3 separate regions of the Homo sapiens genome follow, and regions 1 and 3 are each linked to region 2. A link is a contact called in ENCODE Hi-C or POLR2A ChIA-PET data. All regions are on one chromosome and are shown on one strand. The core of a region is the stretch at or near the end of the contact, and the rest is flanking DNA. Distances in the headings are between cores, read along the strand shown.

Region 1 (4,232 bases), core at 1,587-4,086, 780 kb after region 2:
ACACTTCTCAAAAGAAGAAGTGGCCAGCAAACATATGAAAAAATCCTCATCATCACTGGTCATTAGAGAAGTGCAAATCAAAACCACAATGAGATACCATCTCACGCCAGTCAGAATGGCAATCATTAAAAAGTCAGGAAACAACAGATGCTGGAGAGGATGTGGAGAAATAGGAATGCTTTTACACTGTGGGTGGGAATGTAAATTAGTTCAACCATTATAGAAGACAGTGTGGCCATTTTTCAAGGAACTAGAACCAGAAATACCATTTGACCCAGCAATCCCATTACTGGGTATATACCCAAAGTATTATAAATGATTCTACTATAAAGACACATGCACACATATGTTTATTGTGGCACTATTCACAATAGCAAAGACTTGGAACCAACCCAAATGCCCATCAATGTTAGACTGGATAAAGAAAATGTGGCACATATACACCATGGAATACTATGCAGCCATAAAAAAGGATGAGTTCCTGTTCTTTGCAGGGACATGGATGAAGTTGGAAACCATCATTCTCAGCAAACTAACACAGGGACAGAAAACCAAACACAGTTATGTTTTCACTCATAAGTAGGAGTTGAATAATGAGAACACATGGACACAGGGAAGGGAACATCACACACCTGGGCCTGTCAGGGGGTGGGGGGCTAGAGGAGGGATAGCATTAGGAGAAATACCTAATGTAGATGACGGGTTGATGGGTGCAGCAAACCACCTTGGCACGTGTATACCTATGTAACAAACCTGCACATTCTGCACATGTATCCCAGAACTTAAAGTATATATATATATAAAATCCTATGCTTAATAAATGGGTTTTATATAAAAAATAGGTTTTTAGAGATAGGGTATTAACTTTTGCAGCTGCAGGACAGAAGTAGTTCTCCAAAGCACAGTTCTATGCTGGTAAGAGACCTAGGCAAGACTCACTTGACCACATACTGACATAATTACGTAAAAGATATGGTGCAGGGATAAGTTGCAATGAAAAAGCTGATGAAATCTCGGTCTGTTGAGGACTTAATATTATCCATGCTACATGCATACTTTTTGTGGGTGTAAGCTATACTTTTGAGCCATGATCAGAAATTATCTATAAATATATGAAATAAAAGGGGCGAATCAGGAAATATTCCCCGTAATGACCCACCCCTTCATTAGCACTAATAATACCTTAACCATATTGGTTAATTGATGGAACTAAGAAAAGGAAACATATTTAAGAAAATATGCTGGGCCTAATGTTAAGTGCGGTATTTTAATTAATTCATACTTACCAACCTGAAAATAAAATGAGGTTAAGGGAAAATGGCAACTTGCTCCAGGTCAAAGAACTAGGTAAAAGTAAACCTGGGATATGATTCCAGAGCCCATGTTCCCACTAATGCCATACCAATCCTTCCCTGAGCAATTTGCTTTTAAAGAGTAAATCCACAGTTACCACTTATGCAAGTCAGATGAAACGCTGGCTCCAGACACAACCTGGTATTTAATAAAGAGTAGTAGTCTATAAAGAGTAGTAGAGTCTATAACACTCACCCGTCTTCTTTTATCCATTGTCTCATAGTAAATATTGACAAACTCCTCAGCAGCTCTACATGCCTGATCTACATAAGTTTTAAAATCCTACAAGAAAAATTCCAGAAGTATAGATTACCAACCTTTTCAACCCCTCACAAACACAAAACCACTGACAGAAGCTGATGATTTATTTCAACCACTATGTAGCTCTATATACAGTCCACATTCTTTCATATAAATTCAGACATTTTAAAGGCCGGACTCTGAAGTTTGCAATTTTAAAATTTTTCACTAATTTTAAGTGCATGTCTTTAGGACATAATCTTCTCAATGAATCTGAGTCTTTTTCAGTCTCCACATATAAATTTATAATCTTTTCTTGGCAACTAAGCACTTTAGACTTTCAATATTTTACAAACATTCACGGCAATGAAAATGACACCACCTGAACCTTAGAAAAGGAGAGAGAGCGGCAAAAACTGCCACTGAATAAGCTAGGAAATTGTTTTCTGTTTTCAAGTGAGGTGTTAGAGCCAAACTCCAAAGTTGATGAATGGGAAACACACACACACACACACACACACACACACGAAAGTAGTTCAACTACTTGAAAAACCGGCAGCTCCACTTAGGAAACTTTCCCACATTGCGTAAATATTCACTGCTGTTTGCCTAAGAACTGTGACACCGAAGAAAGCAACGCTGTTGGCGTTCGTGCCGGAGAATTAAGGAATACCTTCCTTCTCATTCATGTACGGGGCCCAGTCTATTACTAAATTAAGAACAATGAATCGCCAGTTTCTTTGTCAGGTGACTGAAAGTGATTTTTAGAGAGGAAGATAATCGAGAGAAAGAAACTGCAAGCCATAAACAACAAACCCCAACATCCCCGCCTCTCGCTATTTCCCAGCTCAGGGTCCTTTCCGGGATCAGAAAGCGACTGCTAACCAGGCTGGGGGTGGGGCCGGCAGGGCGGGCAGCAAAGCGTGGGCCCCGCCCCGCAGTGCAGAGAGCCGGGACGTGATTCGTCACCTATCCACGTGAGCAGCAGCCAGACCGCCCCGGAATCCCTCCTCTCAGCCACTGGAGTCCGGCGCCCAGCCGTCCTGCCACGGCCCAGGCACTCACCAGAGACGTGGCCATCTGGGACCTTGTAGCAGTGTGTTCTGGCAGTGTCGGCGTCACTACCTCCTCACGTGTCCGGTCCGCAGGGCTGCGGAATGATCAATACTTATGAAGAGAGCGAAACCCGCCAAACGCACAAAATTTTCCACCCTCCCATTCTCTCCCGGAAGTAGCTCGGTCCGTCGTTAAAAGCACACCGATGTTCCAACCTTAAGTTCCACTTCCCTTCAGTTCCTGAAGATCCCTCCCATCCACCTTATCTACTTGTTTGATACTTAGTTTAAAATTTAAAAGCCACTTTGCTTTTGTAAACATGATACTCAACAGGAAAGTCCCCTACTTTTCTAACGACAAGCCTGGGGACAAGCAAAAATGAAAGTGTTCAATTACAGGGACTTTTTTGCCCCAGGAGGCGGAGCCAAAGCCCTCTGAAGACCAATTAGAAATGCGAGGAGACCTACTATTCCGTAGCCTATAGGATAAGTGGGCAGAGCTTGGGGAAAGGCGTGCGTGACTAGTGAACAATTTAGCATTCTGGAACGTTCTGGAAGGATCATCCTCACTGAATTACTACGTTTTGGCAGTATGCCTAAAATTACTATTTCATTTTAACCCAGCCACATTGAACAGGAAAAGTTCATCTGGTTTCTCCATTCTGGCATTTTAAAATGTCTCACGGACACCAACAAAAATTAAGTTTACAGTGCTATTCACCATCTTTTAAGGGCTATTTATTCTGCAAGGTATTCTAACAATAACTAAAATGTCGAGTGCTGACTATATGTAAGGTGCTTTTCTAATCAGTTTTACATATATTCACTTATTATAACAATGCTGAGGTAATTGCTATTATTTTATCATCTTCATTTTACAGCTAAGACTGTAAAATCTGCCTACGGTCACAAACTAGTTGAGATTCAAACTCAAGCAATATAACTGTCATGGCAATGTGGCTTTGCTCCCCAACACCCCTTAAAAACCTCTCATCCCAAAGCCGCCAATGACTTCTGATTTAAATGGCAAATTAATTAGATGTCGTAGTTTTACCTTGAGTGGCTGGTGTGTGGCCCCTCATAATAGTTACTTCTTCTTTGGTATCCTTCTCTGTCTCCCTGAGACCAGTGGCTTCTGTATTTTCTCATACTTTTAATCTTTCTCTTTATCTGGCTCTTTTCTCTTCAAGGTAGGACTAACGGAAGCTTCTTCTCAGCCAGCCAGCTTCCGTTTTCCGTTAACCTCTGACTGGCGTCACTTCCGGTGCATCCCCCCTTTTAAAGCCTCCCTTCTTCAGGGTGATCTAAATTGCTACTCGTATGCTAATGAATCTCAACAACCTATCCCAAGCCCCCACCCCTTATCTGAGCTCCAATTACACATAATAATTTTGCTAAACATGAACGTGACTGCACTATAGGCTTCTCAAACTTGTACGTCCAAAATTTAAACTCATTATTTCCTCCGCACTTCCAAACTTTTATATTCTCCCAGTCACCTATCTTGAATTCTCGGAATCTTTATTTTTTTGGTTCCGCTCTCCTCCTCATCATAATTCATTCAATAAATATTTATCAAGTATT
Region 2 (3,998 bases), core at 1,249-3,748:
GCTATTTTTCACAAGAGTAGGGGCGTTAGACTCTTGTCTACTGGCCAAATTCTAAATTGGGAGATTACATTCTGCTTTCCTAAATTCCCCTAGCAGAAGCAGCCATCCATGGTATCCTACTTTGCTTCCTGTGCTAAACTGTTTTGTGATGTCATTAAATGGCTCTGGTTTTTTACTCTAGAAATGATCACTTTAGTGGGGTGGGGAGTAAATCGATACCTATTGTCTGATATTATGTTCAGTCTAGTTTCAAAAAAATTAAAAGGTAGCCTGTGGTAGTTAAGGACAAAGTACAAAACAAAACACCCTAACGTACAAAACACCCTAACATACCAGTTGTTGTGGTGCTTTTTAAAAAAACCAATCTGCTTTCTCTTCTGTAACATAGACAAAATATTAATGCATTTTTTTACTCCACTAGTAATTGACAAAGAATTGTTATTTGTTTCATACTTAAGGTTAATTCTAACAGTGATGAAGTTTGAGAGGATGAAATTACATATCACCGACCAATTAAACTATCCCTTTTGTCTTTAGGCTGCATCTAACCATTCCAGATTTTCATCTATCTATCTCATAAAATCTTTTTGGAAGGAGATTTTTCATCTTTCCTTGGTAACATATTTCAGTGTCTCTCAATCTTTCCATAAAAACTAAGTTCTTATTTCTGTTTAACCTCGGTTCCACCTGCTGGAGTGTAATGTCACTATCTTTTGTCCATCCTTAGCCTTGTTATCATATATTGTTAGTGAGAGGCAATGTAGTATAATGGCATGGTTTTTGGAATCAGACATGCCAGCATTCCAATCCTAGCTCTGTTACTTTCTAGGTGTGTGATGTTGGGCAAATTACTTCTGAGGTTTAATAGCCTCATCTGTTAATGAGTAACCTCAGAGCATTGTTGTGAAGATAAAACGAGATAGTATCTTATTCTGAAGGATTATGGGGTAGGACGAGGTATGGTATTGGAGACCTAAAAAGTGTTCAATACATACTATAATAGCTATTTATCTGATTATGTGCATGTATCTGACTTAATTCATAAACTCTTTTAGAGCGGGAGGCATACTTCCTGAGTACGCCCTGGATTTCAACAGAAGTATAGTGTTGTGCACATAGTATGGTGCAGAGGCTCAATATTACTGAATGAATAAATTGTTTTGTTTTTATTCCCTGAGTGGAATGAACAGCCCCCAGCTATCTGCAAGATCCCACGCATGTAGAAAAAAGGTGACAAAAATCAATCTGCAGTTTTTAAATATGCAGATACCTGACTTTATCTAGATGTTTTAGCATGGTGTAGATACAATGCAAATAACTTACGCTTTCTATTTCTATCACGTTCATTTCTACGAATTTTAACATTTGATTATTGTCATTATTTTTATTATTAAGCTGCACTTAGGCACCCAGAAAGGGACTGACTCATATGTCTCCTCATCCATCCAAGCATTTAATTGAGAAATTTTAAAAATGAATATTAAGAGCTAATTATATACTTGAACAAAATCTTTCAATTTGTGACTAAGTACATTACCTTCCCTATTTATCTCTAAGATCTGAGCACTACAGATAATATTCCTAATTGCTTTGTACCCAAGCCAAGAAATAAAAACCAAAACCAGAAAAGTCCACCACTGCAAGTCCCAAAGCACAATTAGTATCTTTGAACCAGTGAAGTATTAGTTAGGACTTTATTTTTGGCTTTTAAATGTTTAAACGGGGCAAGGAGGGTAAGTTGGGGGAACAAGTACAAGATACATAGATTCAGTCGGACTTGAATATTTCTCCATAAGGAAAGGAAAGAGTACCCTGGTGTGTGCTTAGGCTGGAATTAAAAAGACAGCAGCGTGGCCATTTCCTGGATTGCTTTGTACACACTTTACAGGGGCGGTCTCAGGTATGGAGCTCTGGGCACCTGCTCGCTCACACTCCAACAGTTCAGAAACCCGTGTATTTGAGGCCGGGTGGCTCAGGTTCCACGTAACTGGGCTTAAGTGTCATTAATACTGCTTGCGGCGGGGGGTTACTGAGCTGTGCTTTGGGACCTGGATGCTTACTTCGGACTTTCTCCTTTCTTCCCCCCTACCCCCACTAGTTTCCCTTTCCCTCCTTCCTTCCCGGGCGTGCCCACCTTCTCCCTTTGCTCCCACTTTCCGCTGTCTGACTCTTGTTTCCTTCACCTTCCTTTCTAATCGGCTTCCTGTCTTCCAACCTCTGCCGGCCGGAGAGATTGAGATTGGGGCTGGGGCTGGGGCTGCGGCTCAGAAGAGGCACGAGTCGGGCGGGACAGGCGCGAGGCGCCCAGCCGCGAAAGCGAGGAGCGCGCACCGAGGCGGGGGCGCGCGCGGGGCAGCCGCGTGGCTAGGCAGACGGGGCCGGGAGCGGCGCGCGCGCGCCCCGCCAGCCTCTGGCGCGCCCCCGGCGGCCTGAGCCGCAGCGTGCTCGCCCCCGCCGCCAGCTCGCCTCACTTATGGGTCGGAAACGCTGCGTGGGGGAGACTGTTCCAAGATGGCGGCGGGTTGCTGCGGGGTGAAGAAGCAGAAACTGTCCAGTTCGCCCCCCTCTGGCTCGGGTGGCGGTGGTGGCGCCTCCTCCTCCTCCCACTGCAGCGGAGAGAGCCAGTGCCGAGCTGGGGAGCTGGGACTAGGAGGCGCCGGTACGCGGCTCAACGGGCTGGGAGGTCTAACCGGAGGAGGTAGCGGCAGCGGCTGTACCCTCTCTCCCCCCCAGGGCTGCGGCGGCGGCGGCGGGGGGATCGCCCTGTCGCCACCTCCGAGCTGCGGAGTGGGGACCCTACTTTCTACCCCGGCCGCCGCCACCTCTTCCTCACCCTCCTCATCGTCCGCCGCCTCGTCCTCATCGCCGGGCTCCCGGAAGATGGTGGTGTCAGCAGAGATGTGCTGCTTTTGCTTCGATGTGCTCTACTGTCACCTGTATGGATACCAGCAGCCCCGGACCCCCCGATTCACCAACGAGCCCTAGTGAGTACCGTGCCCTCCGCCGCCCTCTCCCTTGCGCTCGGGATGGGGCTCAGAGTTGAGGCAAAGTGCGAGTCCGCCTCCCGGCCGGCGGATGCCCCTGCCCTCTCGCTGCCCGGGTCCCCGGAGCTACTCAACTGAACTAAGGGCACCCTGCGCTTTTTGCCCTCCGAGGCAGGCACCCCACACTTGGAGCAGGGTGCTGCTGCAAGGAATGGCCCCGTGGCTCCTAGAGGTGTTAGCTTTCTCTTTGCGATGACTTCGAGGAGTTTTGACTCCTTTACTTGTCTCCTTCACCACCCCCACCACCCCTCACCCTGCCCCGGTTTTGGAGATCTGGGTTACTCAAGGTGTTGACCTCTCCTCACTTTGGTTTCCATTACCCCAAGTGAAAGCCCCGCCAGTATTCCCGCCCCGCGTATCTTGCACATGGAGAACTACTATCCCATTGCAGGATGAAAAATAGCAACTATCCAACTTCTGTTAGTGATGGAACTTAGCTCTGGAGCTTGTGAGGTTACCCATCTTCTCCTCTGGGTTTTCTTGTGCCCTGGGAAGGGGGGAGGTTTCTTAAAACACATTTTTCCCTTACTACTTATTTTTATCCAAATACACCCATTAAAATGTGTTTCTCGTGTAGCGAGCGCACTGCCGGCTTCCTCACATTTGAAGAGTGCGACCTTTTTTTTTTTTTTTTCCATTCCACCGTCTGGATAATAGCTCATTCAAAGAGAACTGTCCCCACAGAGCCACGGTCAGTTTGTACATTAAGCGTGCATTCGCTTTTGTGTCGATTTCACTTTTTAAGAAATCCATGTTATACTTGATGATTTGAGAACAGTTAAATAGTAAATGTGTAGGAATTGTTATGGTTTCCTTTGGTTTTGTATCTTAAATTATTTTACCCTTCAAGTGTGTGGTTGAAAAATTTTAAAATAGCACTGTTACAGCTAAAAGCCAGGTTAATTCTAATCCCTGTCCATTTGGATGTGTGGGAGGTGGGGCATATGGTTTTTT
Region 3 (4,206 bases), core at 907-3,406, 610 kb after region 2:
TGCCCTAGGTCATCCATCTCTAGTAAGTGGCACAGCCAGGGATTGAACCCAGGTCATCTGGCTGTAGCATATTGGCTCCTAACTACCATACTGGATTGCCTCTCAGCTGGGGCATAGTCTTCCTTAGTAAATGGAATGGTCTGTGTCTGGTACTACCTACCATAAAAAGAGCTGGAGCTTATAGGATCTGGATTAGTTTAGAAATACAGGTTTGCTTTAGTCTTTTATTCTTGATTGGGAATGAAATGCTTCATTTGATATGCAACTCTGAGGCTATTGACACATATTTTCCAAAAAACCATAGATGGGAAATTATAACTGGTTACATGTTTATTACAAAAATAAAATTGGTGTGAAATATGTATTTCCTGCAAGGCTAGGGTTTTTGTTTGATTGTTAAAGTTAACTTGGCAATATCCTTTTCTCTGATTTTTAAAGTTAGGCTGAGTGCAGTGGCTCATGCCTGTAATCCCAACCCTTTGGGCAACCAAGGCCGGAGGATCACTTGAGCCCAGAAGTTTAATACCAGCCTGGTTAAGATAGTGAGATGCTTACTCTACAAAAATAAAAAAATAAGTTAGCTGGATGCAGTGGTGAGTTTCTAAGTCCTAGTTATAGGAGGCTAAGGCAGGAGGATCCCCTGAGCCCAGAAGTTCAAGGCAGCAGTGAGCTATGATTGTGCCACTGTACTCCAGCCTGGGTGACAAAGCAAGACCCCATCTCTCAACAAAAAAAATTAAAAATTAAAAAATAAAATTAGTTAAAGGGTGAACATAACTTATTAAATAGGACTATACTTTTTTAAAGTCACAAATCAAATACCTATACACGGAGATATTTTCTTACAATGCATCTGATTTATCCTATATCTGTTTAAGATACAAGTGTGTTTTTTGTGAGATGAGAAATTGACTTCAGTTTGAAGTCATCAGTTAAGGTGTTAATCTAGATTCTAGAAATTGGATTATAAATGTTGCACATAAACTAAGATTGTAGTAATTTGATATCATTGAAAAACACTTGGAATAAAGAGTCTTGTGTGTTTGTGTGATTAATGGTGTGCAGCTGGTGCTTTCATTTACTTGCCCGTCGTATATGACTGTGGATTCAAACAGGAGTTTTTACTTGGAAGTGTTTTTCCAGGAGTGAAGGTTGGCTTCTGCTAATATACCCATACATTCTTGCCTTGTTCTCTATGGGATGAAAGTTAGGATACAACTAGGGTCATCATTAGGATATTTTTGCAAAAGAAAGAGGGGTTTGATAATTATGCTGGGACAACCACAGGACAGTCCTCAGAAAGCTGGGAAATGTGTTCACCTACATTTTATTTTATTTTATTTTTTGAGACAGAGTTTCACTCTTGTTGCCCAGGCTGGAGTGCAATGGCGTGATCTTGGCTCACTGCAACCTCCGCCTCCCGGGTTCAAGCGATTCTCCTGCCTCAGCCTCCTGAGTAGAGGGGATTACAGGCATGCACCACCAGGCCCGGCTAATTTTGTGTTTTTAGTAGAGACGGGTTTTCTCCGTGTTGGTCAGGCTAGTCTTGAACTACCGACCTCCGTGATCCGCCTGCTGCAGCCTCCCAAAGTGCTGGGATTACAGGCGTGAGCCACCGCACCCGGCCTCGCCTTCATTTTAACCAGTTTATCTGGGGATCAGGTTTGTGACTCTAGCTTCCGAAGTACTGGCTCAACCCAGTTTAGCGAACCATCAGTGACAGAGAGATTTCCCTCTACTTTGGAGTAAAAGTTAATTTTTGAGAAAATATTCTGTTGTATTATTATACTGGAATTGTATGCGTAGCAGCTGTATTCTTTTTATACTTTTTAGCATTGTGAACTCCATGCTGCCAGACCCTGTTGGGGTTATTGCAGGACACATTTGTAGATGTGTGGGCCTTACAGGAAGTGAAATTACTTAATGATATTTTACCACTGCTCGAAACATTTCGAAAGAAAAACTTTGAGAGAAAGAAATGATTCAGCCTTTTCTGCCTCCTACTTTTTGAAGTCAGCTAGTACACATTTGTAATGTGATAGCACAGTTGATTGGAATGTCTGAAGCTAGACAGGTAAGATGATACCCTTTGAAGTTTGAGTATTTGGTCCCAGAACCAGGTTGTAAAGAAGAAAGTACTGATGGAAAGCTCACTTCTGAAATCCCCTCCTTTCACAGGCCCTCTGATCACCCGTGTGGAAAGTAGCCCTCTGGGTCTACTAATCACAGACATCAAAGGAATGATATTCATTTGGTTCCTTTTGCTTGAGTTACCTTCTCCTGGGGCAGGCTTAATTTCCTGTAGGGGACTGATTCTGGTCAGTTGAAAAACATTTTCATTATGGGGCAGAAGGTTGCAAGTATGGCATGGTACCTATTCTATCTCATGCAGATATAATCTGGCATTTGAGTTCCCATTTGTTTTAATAGGATAAGTAAGTAGAACTCTTAGCTTTAAAGAAATTTATACTTTCATCTGTGCAGAACCCCTCATGATTGTCTGGCTTTTTGATATTGTCTGTTAACTTGCTATTACAGGTTGAGTATCTCTTATCCAAAATGCCTGGGGCCAGAAGTGTTTGGATTTTGGAATTTTTCAGGTTTTGGAATATTTGCATTATATACTGACTGGTTGAGCATCCCTAATCCAAAAATCTGAAATACTCCAATGAGAATGTCCTTTGTGTGTCATGTTGGTGCTCACAACGTTTCAGATTTTGGAGCATTTCAGATTTTGGATTTTCAGATTAGGGAGACTCAGCTTGTACCAGTCAATTTTTGTTAGTCACGTTTTGACATAAGGGACACCAAAAGGATGCTTAGCTTCAGAAAACAGTTAACCATGGTAGTTATAGTAAGGAAGAAAACCCTCATTTTATTTAGCTTATAGGTTATATTACATGAGCAAAAGAAGAGTTTATTTTGCTTTGAGCCTAATTTAAAAACCGAAGATCTAACCTGCTTTCCTTAGTACAAATAAAGCCAACTTTTAGCTCCTTTTACAGTATTACTTTGCCACTTGAGTAGGGCTAAACACCTTTTGGACCATATTCATTGTTACTATCAATACATAGACACACATTAGAATTAATTGAAAGGCTGGTGCTATATTTTCTACTTTATTATTAAATGATAAAAGTAACATTCACTGTAGAAGTTTTAGAAAATGTAGGGAAATTATAAGGATAAAACTAAAAATAACCTCTACGTGGGTGCAGTGGCTCATGCCTGTAATCCCATTACTTTGGGAGGCTGAGGCAGATGGATCGCTTGAGCCCAGGAGTTGGAGACCAGCCTGGGCAATGTGGTGAAACCCTGTCTCTACCAAAAATACAAAAAATTAGCCTGATGTGGTGGCGCATGCCTGTAGTCCCAGCTACTCAGGAGGCTGAGGTGGAAGGATGGCTTGAGCCCAAGAGGTCGAGGCTGCAGTGAGCCAAGATTGCACCACTGGATTCCTGCCTGGGTAACCGAGCAAGACCTTGTCTCAATAAAAAAAAAAATCACCTGTAATTCTGCAACCTAGAGATTAACATTTTGGTTTATAGCCTACATAAATTTGAGGAAGTTGATCTTGAGTATGAAGTTTCATCTTAAACCAATTTCACTTCATATATCTTAAACATTTTCTCATACTCTTAAATACTCTGGCAATGCTGCATTTGATGGCCGCATAGTATTTGATCACATGGATACATTATTTTACCAATCACCTATTGGGAATTTGAAGTTGTTCCTATTTTTTTTTTCTGTTATCCATACCACCATGATGACTGTCCTCTATTTTTTTGTGTGAATCTCTAATGATTTCCTTTAGGATAGGGGTCCGCAACTCCCAGACCATGGACCGGTACTGGTCCATGGCCTGTTAGGAGCTGTGCTGCACAGCAGGAGGTGAGCGACAAGTGAGCATTTCTGCCTGAGCTCCGCCTCTGGTCTCTGGTGCCCGAAAGTTTGAGAACTGTGGCTTTAGGATATTCCCAGAAATAGAAAGTGAAATTACAAGTGCAGGAAGTATAACTGAAGGCCTGTTGTCACATATTACCAAGTTATTTTCTATTTAGCATGTACTAATTTCTACTTTTGTCAACAGTATATAAAGTGCCTTTTTGTATACTTTTGGCAGCACTGAGTAATTTCTTTATTCTTAATTGGCACTAGTTTTTATGGACCCCCAGTGCATTGCTATCTGTTTTAGTAAATAAA

The links. A loop is a pair of places that touch in the nucleus more often than their neighbours do. ChIA-PET counts read pairs that join two places held with the same protein, here RNA polymerase II (POLR2A). Pooled maps may share reads with other maps.
Region 1: a map of CD8-positive, alpha-beta T cell shows a loop between it and region 2 (31-fold over the local background). The contact joins the promoter of NXT2 here to the promoter of AMMECR1 in region 2. A Hi-C loop is called at or near these places in 8 of 168 maps with a recorded cell type or tissue (B cell, CD4-positive, alpha-beta T cell, CD4-positive, alpha-beta memory T cell and 4 more), 2 of 37 single-sample maps with no recorded cell type and 19 of 50 pooled maps.
Region 3: a loop to region 2 is called in a pooled map, with 5 times the contacts of the local background. The contact joins the enhancer-like site here to the promoter of AMMECR1 in region 2. A Hi-C loop is called at or near these places in 1 of 37 single-sample maps with no recorded cell type and 4 of 50 pooled maps. POLR2A ChIA-PET finds 5 or more read pairs at or near these places in 1 of 52 experiments (activated T-cell).

The regions. Positions count from the first base shown.
Region 1 is chrX:109,535,448-109,539,679 of GRCh38, reverse strand. NXT2 (nuclear transport factor 2 like export factor 2) reads right to left here and starts at 2,836. Exons shown (of 4, transcript NM_001242617.2): 1 at 2,659-2,836; 2 at 1,549-1,635. The coding sequence starts at 2,673. RefSeq lists enhancers at 2,306-2,365, 2,656-2,855 and a silencer at 2,476-2,525.
Region 2 is chrX:110,316,585-110,320,582 of GRCh38, reverse strand. It overlaps AMMECR1 (AMMECR nuclear protein 1), which reads left to right and starts at 2,498. Exons shown (of 6, transcript NM_015365.3): 1 at 2,498-2,984. The coding sequence starts at 2,512. It overlaps LOC105373312 (a long non-coding RNA gene), which reads right to left and starts at 2,331. Exons shown (of 4, transcript XR_938504.3): 1 at 2,135-2,331. RefSeq lists silencers at 2,316-2,465, 2,198-2,532, 2,726-2,785, 2,830-2,985 and an enhancer at 2,506-2,635.
Region 3 is chrX:109,707,246-109,711,451 of GRCh38, reverse strand. All of the region lies in intron 1 of ACSL4 (acyl-CoA synthetase long chain family member 4), which reads left to right. Among named protein-coding and RNA genes, the nearest start is that of ACSL4, 24 kb to the left of the region's middle. Within about 2 kb of position 2,156, at least 8 of the 41 ENCODE cell types and tissues checked have a DNase peak (open chromatin) inside an H3K27ac peak, as active enhancers do.